Regions from separate parts of the Mus musculus genome. Here region 2 is linked to region 1. The links are chromatin loops, found by intact Hi-C in ENCODE. Cell type or tissue: left cerebral cortex. All regions are shown on one strand. Links, peaks and the distances in the headings refer to the core of each region. The heading gives the core; the rest is flanking DNA.

Region 1 (9,127 bases), core at 565-8,564:
CTATAAATTATTATCCTCCTGCCTCTATATCTATGTTGCACCTTTTAAGTGGGAAGATCCCATACTATGTTCCCAGTTCTTTCAAAATTCCCAGCAATTTCCTAAAATCACTAACACTCTCTCTAACATCCGTCTAACTATCCACAAAGTATTTCTTTTTTGCATAACAGAGCATTTAAAACACCAATAACCTAATTATTTAACACTTAATGAACCCACTAGAGGATGTGTGTGTACACACTCCATGTAATGTCTTCCTCCTCTACAGCAATTAGCATACCCTGTAATAAAAGCAAATGGGAAAGCGATATGCTAAAGACGGAGAATGAATGCAAAAAAAAAAAAAAAAAAAAAAAAAAACCCTGATGTTTCGAGGAAAAGCAAACAAGGGAAGTTTCAATAATGGCAATCTGGGCTGAAGCTGCCTCTTGTTAAGGGAGGAGGTGGGCCACAGTGAGCAGTGGGCGACCCCAGTGGCCCTCTGTGAGACCCTGCTGCCCCAGTTGGGGGTGGTACAATGGGTAAGAAGCCTTCACCTATGAGCCCCTTGGCAACCCATGGCACCTGCAGAGGCTGACTGAGAAATGCCCCCCATGGCTCCTGTATTGGATACTTGGTCATGGCTGGCAGTGTTGTTTTGGGTGAGGTTAGGCAACCTGTAGGACGTACATCCTTGCTGGAGGAGGCAGACCTGAAGTGTTTAGAGCCTCATGCCATTTAGAGTTCACTCTCAGCTTCCTGTGTGACAGAAAGCAATCCACTCATGCCATCTACTGCTGTGCCTCCCTGCCATTAAAGACTCTCTCTCGAAGCCATAAGCCCAAATAAACTTTTTCTTCCTCAGGTCTCTTTAGGTCATGGTGTTTTGCCATAGCAACTAAAAGTAGTTAAGCACCCTGAGTCCACACCCCTTCTTAGATAGCTGTTGCCCAGCAAGCAGCTGATAGAGAGGCAGTCTCAACTTCCTGATCAAGCCTCCAAACAGATCCTGCTACATCTTCACCAACAACAACCTACATATTTTAAAGCCTTGTTTCTTTCATACCTAAAACATGTATGTTTGTGTAAATGTGTATATGTGTATGTATGTGTGTATATATGTATATGTATTTTGCATGTGTGTATTGTGTATGTGTGTATATATGTGTTTGTATACATGTATTTTACATGTGTGCTTGTGTGTATATATGTATATTTGTGCATATATGTATATTGGTTTATATGTATATTTATGTGTGTTTGTGTGTAAATGTATATTTTTAATGTGTACATTTGAGGTTTTGTGTGTATATATATATTTGTATATATGTGTGTATATTTGTGTGTGTTTGTGTGTATGTTTATGTATGTATATGTATTTGTGTACATGCATTTTGTGTGTATATGTATATCTGTGTATGTATATATTTTATGCATATAGTATATTTTGTGTATAGGTATATTTGTGCCTGTTTGTATATAAATGTATATTTGTATATGTGTGTATATGTATATTTGTTTGTCTATGTGCATATTTGTGCATGTATGTGTACATATTTGTGTTTGTGTGTGCATGTATATTTGTGTATACATATTTATATGCTTGTATTTGTGTGTGTACATGTATATTTGTGTATATATACGTGTGTGTGTGTGTGTGTGTGTGTTTATGTGTGTGCTGGGGTGAATTTTTTTGGTGATGCAGCTGCCTCTTAGTCCTAAATGCTCCTGTATGTAGTCCTAGCAAGCTCACTGATCCAGCAGCTGGGTCTGGAAGAAAAATACAGCCTGTTGTCACTACCCTACCTGAGGTGAATAGACATTTGCTCATGTCTCTCAAAAGAAGTCACACAACACCTAGCCACCTCAGGACCAGTCCCAGACAAACCAAAGACAGTTTCAAGGACCCATACACACTGGAATCACTCAAGTAAGTCAGCCCTGGGAACTGCAGATATGGCTCAGTGCTCGTATACTGATGGCCCTGAGTTTGATCTCCAGCACTGGGGAAAATCCAACCCAAACAACAAAGCAAATACCCAATGCTAAGCCTGCCTGCCCTGCCTTAGGGATCCATTGTCGGAAGTCACACTGAAGGCCCTCCTGACCAGGGCAGGTACTTCCCAGCATGCCCTGCGATCTTCTCCTCCCCCCCCCCCCCCCCCCCGCCTCCCTATCCTGGGGATTTGTGAGTACAATCTTCCTCTGGGGCAATCATTTCTGTGAAAGCGTGTCTCACCATCTGCAGCAAAAACAAATCTCAAGTGCAATGAAAACACAGGCCTGTCTGCCAGGTGGAGCGCTGGCCCAGGGGACACAGGCGATGCGTGGTGCCCCCTCTGGGGTCCACACTGCGGTAGCTGGAAAGAAGTGAGGTGTGGCTGTGGGCTTCACTAGGAGAGAGAACCAGAGAAACTCGATCAATGGGCTGCATGGGGCAAAGCAGGGTGGAAGGGATCATCAGAAGGGAGAAGTTCAAGGGCAGCTAGGAGCGGGGAGTAGGTGGGGGTGGGGGGTGGGGGTGGGGAACAAGTTTGCGTCTGGGTGCTAGCACAGAGAAAACAGGTACAGGAGGTGCTGAGAATAGAAGATGGCACCTTGAAAGAACTGGTAAGGATTAGTAAGGCTTCGATGATGATGGAGGTCCTAGCGAGGCAGACAAGCATAGGGACAACTTAGCGACCTGGAACCCACTTGGCTTCAATTACACAAATGCCTTTTGGAAACCCCACCTTCATCAAACCTTACGCACCCGTGTATCCAGGAGTCTATTCTCACTCCAAACTCGAGTTCCCTAGAAATTCCCCTTTCGTTGCTAAACACATCCTGAAGTGTATTTTGGAACTAGGAGCAGCAAGCGGGACAATACCTCCTGGACTGGTTTCAAGTGCATGTACAATAAGGCAAACTATCCTGTGGGTGAACTTTTAGGAAAAACTCCCTAATTTGCCATCTTATTAATGACTGGATGTACACACGATTAAAGTCAGATGCATTGTGGGAAAGGGTATGTACACTGAACAAAAGCCTACATAACCCAAGTCTGTCAATCAAAAGCAGAAACCACCCTCACTCCGCCCATAGCAACCAATCCCTCAAGAACCCATAAAAGGAAGTCCCCGGAGGTCACGGGGAGGGGGGGGAGGGGGGAGGGGGGAGGTTGAGCGACAAGCTTTCTCAGAGCTGAGTGTTCCCTTACAGCCTTATCTACCCTATACCTTCGCTCTGATTCTGAATAAAATCCTTCGTTGCTTCTCTCTTTGAGCACACTTTTTTCAATTCTTTAAACAAGAAGCCAAGTTCCTAGAAACCCCGGTCTAGACAGACCACAGTTAACACTAGTTAACAAGACTGCTTGGAACTTTAGACTTTGTTAGACAAAGAGGGTCTCTAATGAAGGCTAAGCCGAGACAATGCCATTAGCATCCATCTGAGCTCAGCATTGTCTCATGAGGAATCTGCGCTGCTCAGTGTTAGGATTCCACTGTGAGTCGCCCTGATCAGCTCATGGGTTTGAACACTTGCTCCCCAGCTGATGGCGCTATATGGGGAGTTTAGCAAACGGGAAGTGGGGCCCAGCTGGAAGGAGTAGATCACTGCAAGCTTTCTGCCCAAACTCTTTGCTTCCTGGTTCAAAGAGATGAGAAGAAACAGGTGTCTGTGGCTTCTGCAGAGCCAATCCCAGCTGCCACACTTTCTCTGCCATGACGGACTACATCCCCTTTATCTGTTTGCCCAAATAAACTCTTCATCTCGGAAGCCATTCCTGCCAAGTGTTTTGTCCTAGTGAGGAGAAAAGTAACTAACGCTAGCGCAGCTTGCACTGGCTCCGTGAGCAGACGGAGGGAGCAGCTGTTGCAGGCAGAGATGGCAGAGCAGTCACAGTCTGGAGTCATTAAGGACGTGGCACCAGGTTGGTGACTGAAATATGTGTGCTTCAGTGGCAGAACGAGGCCAGCCTCAGAGTCCCTTGACTCTAATAGGTAAAGGGGGGAGGGGTCACATAGCTAGAGCAAGGGCAAGGGCAACTTTGAACTTGGGAATAGATCCTACAGGGAGCTACTTGAACACAGACCTGGAGGCGGGGTTTGGAAGTCATGTGCTCTTGTTAGTAGGGGCTGTAAACTTTAATTCCCATCCTCCAGCGACCCACTTGCTCCGTAAGTTCCACTTCCTTGAGGTTCACAAAGCTGAGCTGCCACCTGGGGACCCAGTATTCCAACATGTGAGCCTTTGGGGAACAGAGCACACCATATCCATCACACTAAGCTCATTTGCATCCTTATTTCTTCACTCGATCATTTCCCTCCTTTTCTTTCTCCCTTTCATCTAAACTCTAAACTGTGTAGTAAACAGTTTAGTTTCTCTCTAAACTGTGTTTTGAGTATTATCCTACATGGGTGTTAAGAAAACCCCGATGCTAAATTTTTGTGATATAAAAAAAAACCACCCAGTTTTACCATCTTCTTCTTCTTCTTCTTCTTCTTCTTCTTCTTCTTCTTCTTCTTCTTCTTCTTCTTCTTCTTCATTTTCTTCTTCTTTTTCTTCTTCTTCTTCTTCTTCTTCTTCTTCTTCTTCTTCTTCTTCTTCTTCTTCTTCTTCTTCTTCTTCTTCTTCTTCTTCTTCTTCTTCTTCTTCTTCTTCTTTAAAAGGCACAATCTCACGCAACCCAGGCTGGCCTTAACCTCACTGTTTACTGAAGATGCCCCTCTGATCTTCTGCCTCCACTTCTCAAATACTGGGATTACAGATGTCTTACATGGATTCATGCTTTGTGCAAACCAGGCAAACACTCTACCAACAGAGCTACATGACCAGCCCTTAAAATTGTGAGACAAGGCCATCCTCCTTTCTCAGTCTCCCAAGTGCAGAGAGTACATATGTGTGCCACCACGCCTTGTCCCCTCACATATGTGCACCACCATGCCTGGCCCCCATTTCCACTCTTTCATACTTAGAATGAATGAAGAATTCATTTACTCCACATGAGGTTGGACAGTGAATGGGAAATGTCTGGAAGGCCAGAACTTGCCTTTCCCAATTGCTGTCTACCTTTTTTAAAGCTTCTATTGTATTTTAAAATGGTATTCATATGTGTATTGTGGTAGCAGTATATGCATATGCATGAGGGTGTTTTTAGAGGCAGAAAAACTTATCAGTTGCCCTGGAGCTAGAGTTACAGGTAGCTGTGAGCTACCCAGTGTGGAGACCAGAAATCAAACTCCAGTCCTCTGCAAACGCAGTATACACTCTCAACTGATGAACCATCTCTCCAGCCCCACAGTATTCCTTAAGGCACAGTTTTTCACTGAACCTGGAACGTGCCTATTGGCTAGTCTGGCTAGCCAGGGAGCCCCAGGATCCACCCCTCTCTGCATCCCCAACAAAAGGCAAACAAAAGGCTACCATATGCTCTTCCTGTGTGGATGCTGGGGATCGAAATCAGGTCCTCATGCTTGCTCAGCAAACGAGTTACCGTTGCCCCATCCCCCAGCTCTGTCTTATTTTGATGCTTAGAGATAATCAGCCTTCTGCCATTGACCTTGGAGATGTTAAACATCCCAACCTCCTGAAATGGGGACCATCTCTCATTCTCCCTCCCAACTGTGCCACATGTCTCTGTTCTCTCCTGCTGCGTACGAACCGTGACTGTGTATGACACCTGCGCTCAAGCTGATTTTCCTAACCCCATTCTTCTTTCCCAGTCCACGCAGATTTCCTCCATAAGTGGTTATAACACAGAATGGGATCCTTCCTATTCCAGTTACCCGGGGAATAAATTGCTGCCATATTTTTCCCCTCTCAATTTTCCTACCCCGCAGTGCATGCTTCATCATCTTAAAGATCTCTTTGTTTGACAGTTAAGTGCATTAGCGTAGAGTAGAGTGATATTTCTTCTCTATTGTAATAATTATTTCCTCTTATAATTTCTGAGTTGTATCCGAGTTTGAGTGTTGTTCCCCTAGCCCTTGAACATAAAGATTTCTACTGTCCTCCAATAGTGTGTCAAATGCACAAAAAGAAAGACTTCAGCAAAACTGAGCCGACTTACATAGAACTCTTACAAGAATAAAGCAGAGAGTACTGATTAGCTATGCAGGGAGGAAAAATGAGAGGTGCAAGAGAGACACTGGCATATTCAGTTACCAGAAGCTCCCAACAAAGGGAGCACGATGATCAAGGTTTAGGGCAGCTCCTCTCATCTCTAATAATGAAATAATTCTCTACGGTAGTAGCCCAATTAGGAATCTCAAATGTTTGCTCATCAAAGAATCTGGAGGCCTATGCAGAAGGTCTCTGGGCACAGCTCAGCATCACCACTGAAGTCCTATCACTCCCAGTGTAGAGAGGAGATGGAGCCACATAGGAGTATTGGACTGGGGAGATGGCACCACTGGGTGAAGTATCTGCCACACAAACGCAAGGATCAGAGTTTGAGACCCAGAACCCATGTTAAATACTGACTGTGGTGGCACATGCCTGTTATCCCAGCACTGGGGAGGTAGAGACAGGAGGATGCTCTGGGGCTCATCAGCCAGACAGCATAATGGAAATGGTGAGCTCCAGGTTTAAGGGCAATACCTTGTTTCAAATAATGACTGTGCAAGAGATGGCTCAGCATTAAGAGCACACACCGCTCTTGTATAGCACCCAAGTTTAGTTCCCAGAACCTATATCAGGTGATTCAGAACTATCTATAATTCCTGCTCTAGGGGATCTAATGCCCCCTTAGGCTTCTATGGGTACCTGCACTAACACAGCTATGTCCCTACACAGGTACACATATAATTAAAAACAAAATAGACACACACACACACACACACACACACACACACACACCCCTTGTCCTAAAGCTTTGGTTTCTTTCCCCGGAAACTACCAAAGACACACTTTGCTCTGGTGACAGCAGACTGCTTGTGAACTTCCTATTTTGTAGAATGAACCAGGAAGTTACTGACAACTGACAAAGTTGACAAGGGACAGTGAAGTTGGAGCTACTCAGTGTGGTTCCCATAGCAACCACCTGGATGTCCCCTGGTTTGCTATTGAAGGCGTGTGTATTTAATCTTCCCCGTACCTGCAGCATCAGGACCCGCAGATGTTAGGATGAGCCAGCAACCACAGAAGCCTGCTTCTCGAAGACAGATTCTGGAAGATTCGATCCAGGCAGCTGGAATGTCAGGCAGTAATTATGGCCTAATCTTGGCAAATTACATCTGTAAAGATCTTTTATTATTGGGGTGGGGGGAGTGTTTCAACCCAACACGGAAGGGATAAAGTACCAGGAACCCCAGTCAAAGCCTCTTTGCATTTTGGCTCTTGCCTGAGTCTGTGTATAAATTTTTTTTTAATATTTACTTTTATTTTTAAACCATGCATATGGTGTGTGGTGTGTACATGTGAGTACAGTTGCCTGCAGATGACAAAAGAGGATGTTGGGTTCTCTAGAGCTGGAGTCAGAGGCTATTGTGAGCCACCCTATGGGAACTAAACTCAGGTCCTGCAAGAGCGGTGTATGCTCTTAATTGCAGAGCCATCTCTCCAGTTCCTAAAAATTCTTTGCTGAAACATCGTTTCTGAGCTGGGGAGATGGCTCAGCTAGGAACTGTTTTCTCTGCAAGTGTGAGAATATGAGTTTGAGAAAGAAAGAGAGAGGGAAAGACATACGGAGACAGAGAGACTTAGGGAGAAAGACAGAAGAGACAGAGGGAGGAGGAGGAAGAAGAAAGGCAGGTAGGAAGCGAGGGAGGCAGGAGCAAGGTTGGAAGGGAGGGAGGGAGGGAGGGAGGGAGGGAGGGAGGGAGGGAGGAAGGGAGGAAGGGAGGAAGGGAGGAAGGGAGGAAGGGAGGAAGGGAGGAAGGGAGGAAGGGAGGAAGGGAGGAAGGGAGGAAGGGAGGAAGGGAGGAAGGGAAGGAGGCAGGCAGGCAAGGTAGGAGACAGAAAGGGACATCTCTAGAAACTGGATAGCCAGCTAGCCTGACTGACCTATGCAGTGAAGTAAGTAGGTGCACACGTGTGTGTGCACACGTGTGTTTGCACACACATGTGAGAGCAGAGTTCAATCTTGGGCATCTTCCTCAGATGATTTCCCACATTCTTTTTCGAGGCAGGGCCTTTCGCGGGTCTGGGTCCTCCCATCTCTACCTGTCTAGCATTAGGATAACAGGTGTAGGCTGCCACAGCTGGCTTTTACCAGTTTGTGGGGATGTGTGAACTCAGGTCTCCACGCTTGTACAAAAAAGCGCTTTACTAACAGAGCAACTCCCTAAGGTGCTTTGGGTCAAGGTGTGTCATCACAGCAATGATAATCCTGACAAGGACAGGCATCACCACGGAGTCAGCTCCCAGCCTTCCCAGACGGATGCCCCGCCTCTGCATCCGTCCCCGTGCACCCAACACAGAGCTGGTGCACTGGGACTCCCCTGTAGGAATCCAGTGAAGACTTGGTTTTTAAAATAAAATGATTCTGAGCCATACTGCCTCGCGAATACTAACTAGGATGCAACCTATGAAGGTTCCCCTGTTTCTAAATCTGGCAGCGAGGGAACAGGAGGGTGGGAGGCGGGGACGGGGAGAAGAAGCTATTTTTAATTCCTGGCCAAGAAAAAAAATTTTTTTAAATCCACACTAATATTATGAGTTCAGCTTGTTCGAACAATGAATTCTGTTTCCGTAATTGTCCTGTCCACAGTTAATGCTGGAGAGGGAACAGAGAATGGTTGTGATTTCTAATCGAAATCCGCTCCGTTTCCCAGTGGCCAAGTGGAGGTGGGGTTTCCTTCAGTGTCCCAGGAGAACCCCAGAAGGAAGGAGATGATGACCCGTCCCGGGGTCGAGCCATACGACTCGTAATTAATATTTAACACTGCTTTTAAAACTAAGTGACAGGCTCCTTAATCAGCACATACATTATTTGAGGTCGGGAGCAGAAGAAAGGCATATATTGATTGGATTGCGTTTTACCCCTCGCCCCCATTCACACGCCTCTGTGGCTACGGTGGTCGATAAGGTCCATGGTGGCCAGATATTTTTAAGGTCTCTCGGGTGCTGCTCTTAAGCCAGCCAACTCGCGCCCCGTGTGTGGGCCACCCTGCGGGGGCGGGGGGGGGCATGTTGGCTAGAAAACCTCTTGTCTAAGGACAACGAA
Region 2 (9,127 bases), core at 733-8,732, 200 kb after region 1:
GACTCGTTCTATATCCGCCTGAACCTGAACATCTCCAGCCAGCTGGATGCCTGCTCCATGTCCCTCAAGTGTGACGACGTGGTGCATGTCCTAGACACCATGTACCAGGACAGGCACGAGTGGCTGTGTGCACGAGTCGACCCCTTCACTGACCAAGACCTGGACACGGGCACCATCCCCAGCTACAGCCGGTGAGTGGGGGATGGGCTCCCACACCACCCCAGGCCAGCAGCTCCCTCAGCCTGGGAACTGGAAGATTGGGGCTTCCTTGCTATTGTAAGGACTGTACAGTATCCTCACAAAACCTCCTACCACCCTCATTACATCCAGTGACCACCAGGCATGCTTGGAAGCCCTCTACCAGGAGCCACACCTCAGCCCCTCACTGGGGGATTCTAGGCAGGGGCTCTACCACTGAGCCACACCCCAGCCCCTCACTGGGGGTTTCTAGGCAGGGACTCCACCACTGAGCCACGCCCCCAGCCCCTCCCTGGGGGATTCTAGGCAGGGGCTCTACCACTGAGCCACACCCCAGCCCCTCACTGGGGGATTCTAGGCAGGTGCTCTACCACTAGCCACACCCCAGCCCCTCACTGGGGGATTCTAGGCAGGGGCTCTACCACTGAGCCACTTCCCCCAGCCCCTCACTGGGGGATTCTAGGCAGGGGCTCTACCACTGAGCCACAGACCCAGCCCCTCCCTGGGGGATTCTAGGCAGGGGATCTACCACTGAGCCATGTCCCAGCCCCTCACTGGGGGTTTCTAGGCAGGGGTTCTACCACTAAGCCAAGGCCCCAACCTGTTTTACTTTTTTTTTTAATTTGCAATAGAATTTGACAAAATTACCCAGTCTAAAATTGAACTTGCAATCCTGCCCTCAGGCCCTTCTCCCAAGGCAGTTGGGATGACCATTCTGCCTCATCTCTTTTCTTTTTATCTGAGGTTCAGGGTCGAGTGGAAGGGGATGGAATCCTCAACCCTGGGGCATACTGGCAAATGCGCTGTCTCTGAGCCATGCCCTAGTCCTTCAGTGTTTTCTCTTTAATCAGGCTGGGCGGAACCCAGCAGGTGTCAGGGCTGTTGGGTTTCTGTTCTTCCACACAGTGACACCTGCTCTTCTGGGCCCTTGCTACAGCTTAGTCAGCCTCAGGCAGTGGCTCTCAGCCAATCAGATGGTCAGTGAAGAAACCCAGACACAAGGGCATGACCCTGCAGCTGCTCCTCAAGAGTCTAGAACCCAACCCCAATGGGGGAGCCCTCAGGCCCAGCTTCTCCCGTTTGCAGGTCACACACCTTGCCCAGTCATAGCTCTGAGGTTGCTCCCATGTCCCCTCCACAGGGCTCAACAGCTTCTCCTGGTGAAGCTCCAGCGGTTGGTTCACAGAGGCAACCGGGAAGAGGCAGACAGCGCTCACCACACCCTGCGCAGCCTCCGGGTAGGTACACAAAGACACACACACACACAGCCCAGGCCCTGCTGCCACCAGGCTGCAGGTCTTTGATGTTGCACCTGACATTCAGGCCAGAGAGGCCTTGGGGCCGGATGGACGGACATCTCTCTACCGCAGTCTCATACTCGGGAGCCCTTTCCTCAGCCTGAGCTGATTGACAAACTCATTCCAGAACACCCTGCAGCCCGAAGAGATGCTTTCGACGAGCGACCCCCGAGTCAGCCCCCGCCTCTCCAGAGCGAGTTTCTTCTTTGGCCAGCTCCTGCAGGTAAGGTTGGTGATCGGATGCCCACTGACTTTTCTGGCACAGTGTGCTGGGGCTCCTCCCTCTGCCTACCAAGAAGAGACACCAGGGGGACATAACAAGGCATTGTATTTCAGGTGCCCCTTGTGACATCTCACAGCGCCTGGCTTCTCTGGTCCCATTTTATCCCCGCAGTGACAGGTCTGTAGACAGACTCCTAGCCTGCTGGAAGCCAGTCTCACTTTCATAAAAGATTTGAAGAAACTTTAGGCCAAAAGCGCTTCAACAACTCTGCTGCTAAAATATGATTTAAAAAAAAAATCAGTTGTGCTGCGTTGGGGAGAAAAAAACAAACCCTCCAGATATGTAGGCCAGTTTATTCTCTCTGGGGGAGCATTAAACTTACCCGAGCATCCTAGCAGCCAAGGAGACAAGAGAAACCCAGCAGGTTCCTTGGCTCTTACCCATCTGTGGAAACAGTTCAGCTCTTCAGAACCGGGAAGGATTTTTTTTTTCTTCCTTGTACTTCTAAAGAAAAAGCCAAGTATTTTGGGGGCCGATAATACAAAGACCACTGACAAGGTTGTTTTGTGACTTCGTAGAGGTACAGATGCAGTGATTATAGACATTTCTTGTATTGATAGTTGAGAGAAGCACAGGATGTGAGCCCAGACGCACATTTCCTGCATTGGTGCTGCATTAATTATACTCCAATGCAGCAAGAGATAGCTGACACCTTGACCCCGAATCCCAGATAGATACAAGCCTGTGACAGAGACAGCCGGTGCGAAGAGACCTGCAGAGCATGAGGCCCCTGGAAGGCAGGGCCATCCATCTATCACGACATTGTTAGGCCCATGTGTCAAACTTGAGCCAGCAGGGTTTCAGCCAGAGACTCAAGGCTAAGCTAGGGGAATGGCTTAGTTGTTTAAATGTCTACCTACGTTGCACGGGGCTCTGGGTTCCTTCCACAGCACCACATAAACCTGGCATGGTGAAGCAGGCTTCTAATCCCAGCTCTCTTGCAATCCCAGAGGCGGGGGACCCAAAGTTCAAGGTCCTCCTGGGCTTCATAGTGAGGATATGGCTAGCCTGGGCTACATGAGACTCTGTCTCCAAAATATATAAGGATAAAAGTGTGAGGCTAGCACACAGTAGGACAGGGCAGGCTCTTCTGAAGCGGGGAGAGGCTCAAAGGTGCCCAGAGAGCTCTGTGGGAACCTGGATTCTGTACCAGAGAAGTATCTATGAACTGTGTGAGAAGCCACGATCCCAGAACCCAGAGGCTCATGGGAACAATGTGGGAAGAGTTGGAGGTTTCCAGCCTGGGTCCTCATCAGCTACAACAGTAGCTGCACGTGGTGTCATCATGGGATGGTAGCTAGAATGTTCCAGAGTCCCATGCAGAGGCTGGCTCTTTACAGTGGAGGCGGTCTGCCCTGGGCTCCCTGCAGCGTAAAGTCAAGGTTTGAACAAAGGTTTTGTCTTGCTAGTGCAGTTCACTCTTGGCCCAAACCTAGAGATTATGCCCCGCCCACCTGTCCTGCCCCCACCCTCTACCCCACCCTCCTACCACTGTCTCTTCTCCACAGTTTGTCAGCCGGTCAGAAAACAAGTACAAAAGAATGAACAGCAATGAGCGCGTGAGAATCATCTCTGGGAGTCCCCTGGGGAGCCTCTCCCGGTCCTCGCTGGATGCCACCAAACTCCTGACCGAGAAGCATGAAGGTGTGTGACGACCTCGAGGCCCCACCCCACAGCCCAGCAGGGGCATGTCTGGTACACACCCACCCTTCCAGGGAGACACATCTGTCTCTGACACAGGCTTAGCAGGATGAAAAGACAAAGGAGGGGCTGAAGAGATGGTCGGGGTAACGTGCTTACCCCAGCATCACTCCAGTGTGAACTGACAACCGCAGCTAGGGGAGACAGAGCCAGGAGGATGCCTAGAGTTCACTGTCCTGCCATTCGGGCCTGTTAAGCTTCTGATCGTGTGAGAGGCCCTGTCTGAAAAAATAAGGTGTAGAGTAATTGAGAAGCACACACAGTGAGACACCCAGTATCTGCCTCTGGCTTGTGTATGCAAGTGTGTGTGTGAGTGTGCATATGAGCTCACACACACACTTGCACACATAGAGAGAACCACGCACACACAAACACACACACACACACACACACACACACGCATGCATGCATGCATGCACACACATGCATGCATACACGAAGACATGCACACACATGTGCCCAGATGCCCACATTGACTGAAGCCCTGTGCCAAGATTTATGTATTTATTGATTTCTCTCCCACACTGAGTACCTTTTACTGTTTACCTGGCTGGTAAAAAGTCACCCCACATCGTGGTCCCCAGATGATGGTGAGCCCTCCCTGCCTCACCCATCCAGGCTGGGCTCTCTGGTGAACAGAGACTTGAATATGGATAATTAGGAAATCCTCTTTGTTCCCAGGTTGGGCAGGCCAGGAGCAAAGGAAAAGGGACAGGCCCCTGGTCCTGGGAAATGGGTCCCTAGATACCTAGCCCTAACAGATCCTCTAGCCCTGGGACTCAGGAAAATGGAGGGGTCTGCCTTCCATGGCAGACCACAAAGCTTTGCCATCTTGCCCACCTGGTCTTCTCCGCTGCCCTTCACTCTCCTGTACTCACCCATCTGTCTGCTGAACCCTCGCACTGCATGCTTTTCCTGGGGGAGTCCCTGTCTGTTCACACCTGACAGACAGGGCATCACTGACCAAAGGAACAAGTCCAGCCAAATCTACCTTGGAGAACCAGTGAATTCTCTGGGGCTGGTGTCAGGAGCGTGCGCACCTTAGACTATGGCATCTTCAGAAAGGTCCCACCACAGGGCAGGTGCTGACTCACAAAAGTGACACTCCTGGAGCTCCCTGTACAACTTGCAGACAGCTCCACTGAAGAGTCTCATCCCTAACCATGATTTACTGCCTCTGTAACCTCATGGGCTTTCATATGGCTTGTGTGGCCATATGAGGTCAGAGAAATCAGAGGTCTTGTTCTTCGGTCACCATCTACCTTAATGGTTTTGCTGTCGTTATTGTTGTTGTTTGGCTAAGGTTTTGTTTTGTTTTGTTTTGTTTTACTTTTCATTTATTTGTGTACACACTCTTGCCACGTGAGTGCAGTTCCCATAGGGACCAGAAGAGGGCGATAAACCCCCTGGAGCTGGAGTTACAGGTAGCTTTGATCACTCTGCTCCTCTGCAAGAGCAGCAAGTGCTCTTAATTCCTCAGCCGCCATCCTGAGGAATTAAGGATTTGGGGGCAAGCTCTCTCATTGGCCTAGCCACCCTGATGAGGCTAGACTGACTGACCAGCAAGTCCCTAGGGATCCGAGCCACCTGTCTCTGCCTGCCCGCACTGGGATTCTAAGTGCACACAACACACAGGATGTTTACATGGCTTCCGGAGACTAGTGTGGGTCTTCACTCACTTTCCCAGCAAGCACTTGTGCCCACTAAGCCAGCCCCACCCTTCAGTTCAGCAGGTTTCTGAGACACCCCTGTCCCTAGTCATTTCCTAGTGAGCCAGTGGGGGGAACATTTCAGTTGAAAGAGACACTACTGTGTACCTGGCTGTACTCCTTAGACCCTGCCCCTATTCTAAGAAGCTGTCCTTGGTCTACTGAGGTGGTCCAGACTTCAGAATCCATCAAGGCTCCCCTGTGTCTCCTCTACATCAGAGGCATTGCCTCTGGGGGCCCAGAGTAAGCTCCAAGATACCCATGTCCCTTTCTCTACCACCAGAGACCTCCAGGCCTTATGAGTCCAAAAGGGCAGCCAAGGCCCCCATGGCCTGAGTGTGCCCTCGGGCAGGGCAGGCTCTAACAGCCCACTGTTTCTGTTCTGTTAGAACTGGATCCTGAGAATGAGCTCAGCCGGAACCTCACCCTGATCCCTTACAGCCTGGTGCGCGCTTTCCACTGTGAGCGCCGCAGGCCTGTGCTCTTCACGCCCACCATGCTGGCCAAGACATTGGTGCAGAAGCTGCTCAACTCAGGGGGTGCCATGGAGTTCACCATCTGCAAGTCAGGTGAGCATGGCCAGGTGACAGACAGAGGGACACAGGCTTCGGCAGCCCATCACAAGAGTGCGCAGCCTCCCTGCCTTCTCCCCTCCCCTTTCTTCCATTGCTCCTCCTCTTCCTCTCTTCCTCCATTTGTGGCAGGAAGCCTGCCTTCCCCTGCTGCCCAACTCCTCCTCATCCTTGTACCCACTCGGCCACCTCGTAATGTTCTGTAGCCTACGTCATCATCTCCAGCTAGATCATATCTCCTTGGATACAGCAATGTGTCTCATCATGTTTTTAATCCTAACAGTTGACCATGAGTAAGATCCTGTGGTTGGATGGATGGATGAGTGAGTGGGTAGGTACATGGATGGATGGATGGATGGATGGATGGATGGATGGACAGATGGATCATAGATGGAAATGGGTATTAGGTAGATGGGTAAATGGGTAGATGGTAGATGATAGAAAGGTAGATGATAGATGGATGATGGATTGATGGGTGGCTAGGGATGGGTAGGGTAGCTGGATGGTAGACACTAGGAAGATGTGTGAATGGTTGAATGAATGGACAGCTTATGATGAATGGTTGGATGGGTAAGTAGATGAATGGATGGTGAATAGTCAGGTAATGGATGAGTGGATTGATGGACAGATGTGTGGATGTGTTGATGAATAGGCAGATGGATAGATAAATAGACAAATGGATAAGTGAATGGATAAATGGACAGATGGATGAATGGACAGATGGATGGACGGACAGACAGATGGATGGATGGACAGATAGAAGGATGGATGGACAGATGGATGGGTGGATAGATGGATATATGGATGGATAGGTGGATGGGTGAATGGAAGAGTAGATGGATGGATGGATGGATGGATGGACAGATGGATGGGTAGATGGATGGATAAGTGAATGAATAGATGGATGGATAGGTGGATGGATTAATGGAAGAGTGGATGGATGGACGGATGGATGGATGGATGACTGGTTGACTGGCTAGATGAATTGATGAGCGGGTGGATAAATGAGTGAATGGGTGGGTGGATGGAAGAGTGGATGGATGGACAGATGGATGGATGGATTGATGAATGGATAGACAAAAGCATGGATAGATATGTGGGGTTGGCTCCACATGTGAGTTTTATTATTGAATCATACATAGCATTGCCCCACAATGCCTGGGCTACTTTGTCCAATGACACTCACAGCTGAAAAGCCAGAGTCCAAGTGTTTACGGAGCCCCTGCTGCATGGTCTGGCAGAGCAATCATGAACTTGACCCCACTCCCAGGGAGCTTCCCTATCTAGTAGAGAAGATGATGTTCCATTTAACCAAAGTGGGAAAGAACCAGATGAATATCAAATTATGTGGCACTTAGGAGGGACAGATAGGGCCTGGAAGAGACAACCCACCACAAATAGCACTTGCCACCCTGGGCACTAACTCCCCTCTCTTCAGATATTGTCACAAGAGATGAGTTCCTCCGAAAGCAGAAGACAGAGACCATCATCTACTCCCGGGAAAAGAACCCCAACACCTTTGAATGCATCGTCCCTGCCAACATTGAGGCTGTGGCAGCCAAGGTGAGAGACCCTGGGTACTGGCCAGACTAAGGCCCTACCCAACCATCTCTGTGAGGCACTGGGTCATGGGCAGGGATGGGTGGACACAGGCCCCAGGTCACTCTCTGACTCCACTCTTTGTCCTCAAATCTCTGATGTGGGCTTGTATTTTGGGATCCTCTTCTGTTTTCTGTTTCTGCCAGTGTCCTGGTGTTGGTTCATGTCAGCTAAGGGTGTGTGTGTGTGTGTGTGTGTGTGTGTGTGTGTGTGTTTACATGTGTAAAAGAGAGAGAGGAAGGAAGGAGAGAGAGAGAATGAGAGAGAGAGAGCACACCAGGGTTAGATAGAACACATTCTGGTTTGTTTTCTGTTGCTACCTGAAGTCCTATTTCATATTTCAAATAAGAAAGCCAGATCCTATTAAGGAGGTCTGATCACAGGGAAGAGAAAGTGAGTGGGCCACAGACAAGATAAATTGTACTGGAAAGGTGGAGCCCCACCAGCCAGGGTTAAGGGGAGGCAGGGAGGAAACAAATGCAGGGAGGAAGTCCAGAAGGGCAGGTTTCCAAGCTGTGACTCCCCAAGGCCTGGGTGCCAGGTCTACAGTGTGTGCAGAGGAAACATTCATAGAGTGATGGGAATACTATATTCTCTCTCTCCCTTTTCTTCTCTGCCCCTTCCTTCCTCTCTCTCCCTCCCCTCCCCCTCTCCTCTCCTCTCTTCTTCCTCTTCTCCATCTTCCTCTACCTCCTCCTCCTCCTCTTTCTCTAGCTTTTTGAAAGGGTCTCATGTAGATAAGACTGGCTTGAAAACTACAGTCTCCTAAGTCTCACCTACTAGGTAACAAAATTACAGTCATGTACTGCCACTCTTGGATATACATATTCATACACATATATGTATACATACATATATATATACATATGCATGAATATGTGCATACACATACACACATATATACACATATACATATATACACATACACACATATATTCAAGAATATATACATATATTCTGTTTTTTGTTTGGCTGGGTTTTTTAAAAGATATTTTTGTTTGATTTTTTTGTGTCTGTGTCTGTCTGTGTGTGTGTGTGCGCGCGCACATGAGTGCAATGCCCACAGAGGTCAGAAGAGGGCATCACATCTCCTGGAGCTAGAGTGTTCCTGGTGGTTGTGAGCTGCCACATGGGTGCTGGGATCTGAACTCAGATCTTCCCCAAGAGCAGCAAGTATACTTAGCCACTGAGCCATCTCTCCAGCCTTTGCTTGGTTTTTAAATAAGCTCTCACTATGTGAACCAGGCTAACCTGGAACTAGCTATGTCGTCCAGGCTGCCCTCCAATTGCTAACTTCCTGTCTCTGCCGCCCAGGTGCTAGGATCACAGGTGTGTACCACACACCTGCCTACTTATATTGTTTCCTTCCTTCCTTCCTTCCTTCCTTCCTTCCTTCCTTCCTTCCTTCCTTTCTTCTTAATTTGTGACTCTTACTAGGTAGCCCAGGCTGACCTGAAGCTCTCAGTCTTCCAGCCTCAGTCTCTCTAGGGCTAGGGTAGCAATTGTGCATGTTTTTTCTCTTTGATGTAAGTTTGGTGGGTTTTTTTCCTTAAGTGATGCCTTCAGCCACATGGGAATGTCCTTTCCCACAACTAACAAGCTCCTGGTTAAGCAGGTAGCCCCAAGGACCCCTGAGCCAACCTCCCTTCCTGGCATTTTCTGTTCTCTTACCCATTACCAGGAATTCCATGGAAGGCTGGAGGGGGTGAGTGTCCATTGCAAGCCCCCCTTGGATTCAACCTCAATAGCCGGTGTCACTGTGCTCAG

What was found. A loop is a pair of places that touch in the nucleus more often than their neighbours do. Peaks named below come from ENCODE experiments on the same cell type or tissue, not always from the same donor. Only the 100,000 strongest peaks of a DNase experiment are listed, where the experiment ranks them.
Region 2: a loop joins it to region 1, with 3 times the contacts of the local background. A loop is called at or near these places in 16 of 42 quality-filtered maps.

Annotation. Positions count from the first base shown.
Region 1 is chr5:141,078,887-141,088,013 of GRCm38, reverse strand. No RefSeq gene overlaps it. Among named protein-coding and RNA genes, the nearest start is that of Gm38730, 18 kb to the right of the region's middle. In left cerebral cortex, for the core only: no CTCF peak of the experiment used is centred there; DNase peaks (open chromatin) are centred at 3,774, 6,978, 7,491, 8,528 and 1 more place.
Region 2 is chr5:140,874,594-140,883,720 of GRCm38, reverse strand. Card11 (caspase recruitment domain family, member 11) reads left to right here. Exons shown (of 25, transcript NM_175362.2): 18 at 1-191; 19 at 1,340-1,436; 20 at 1,624-1,719; 21 at 3,288-3,423; 22 at 5,579-5,758; 23 at 7,200-7,324. Gm30804 (a long non-coding RNA gene) reads right to left here. Exons shown (of 4, transcript XR_377172.3): 4 at 3,274-3,702. Among named protein-coding and RNA genes, the nearest start is that of Gm52831, 26 kb to the right of the region's middle. In left cerebral cortex, for the core only: a CTCF peak has its summit at 4,869 (motif pointing right); no DNase peak of the experiment used is centred there.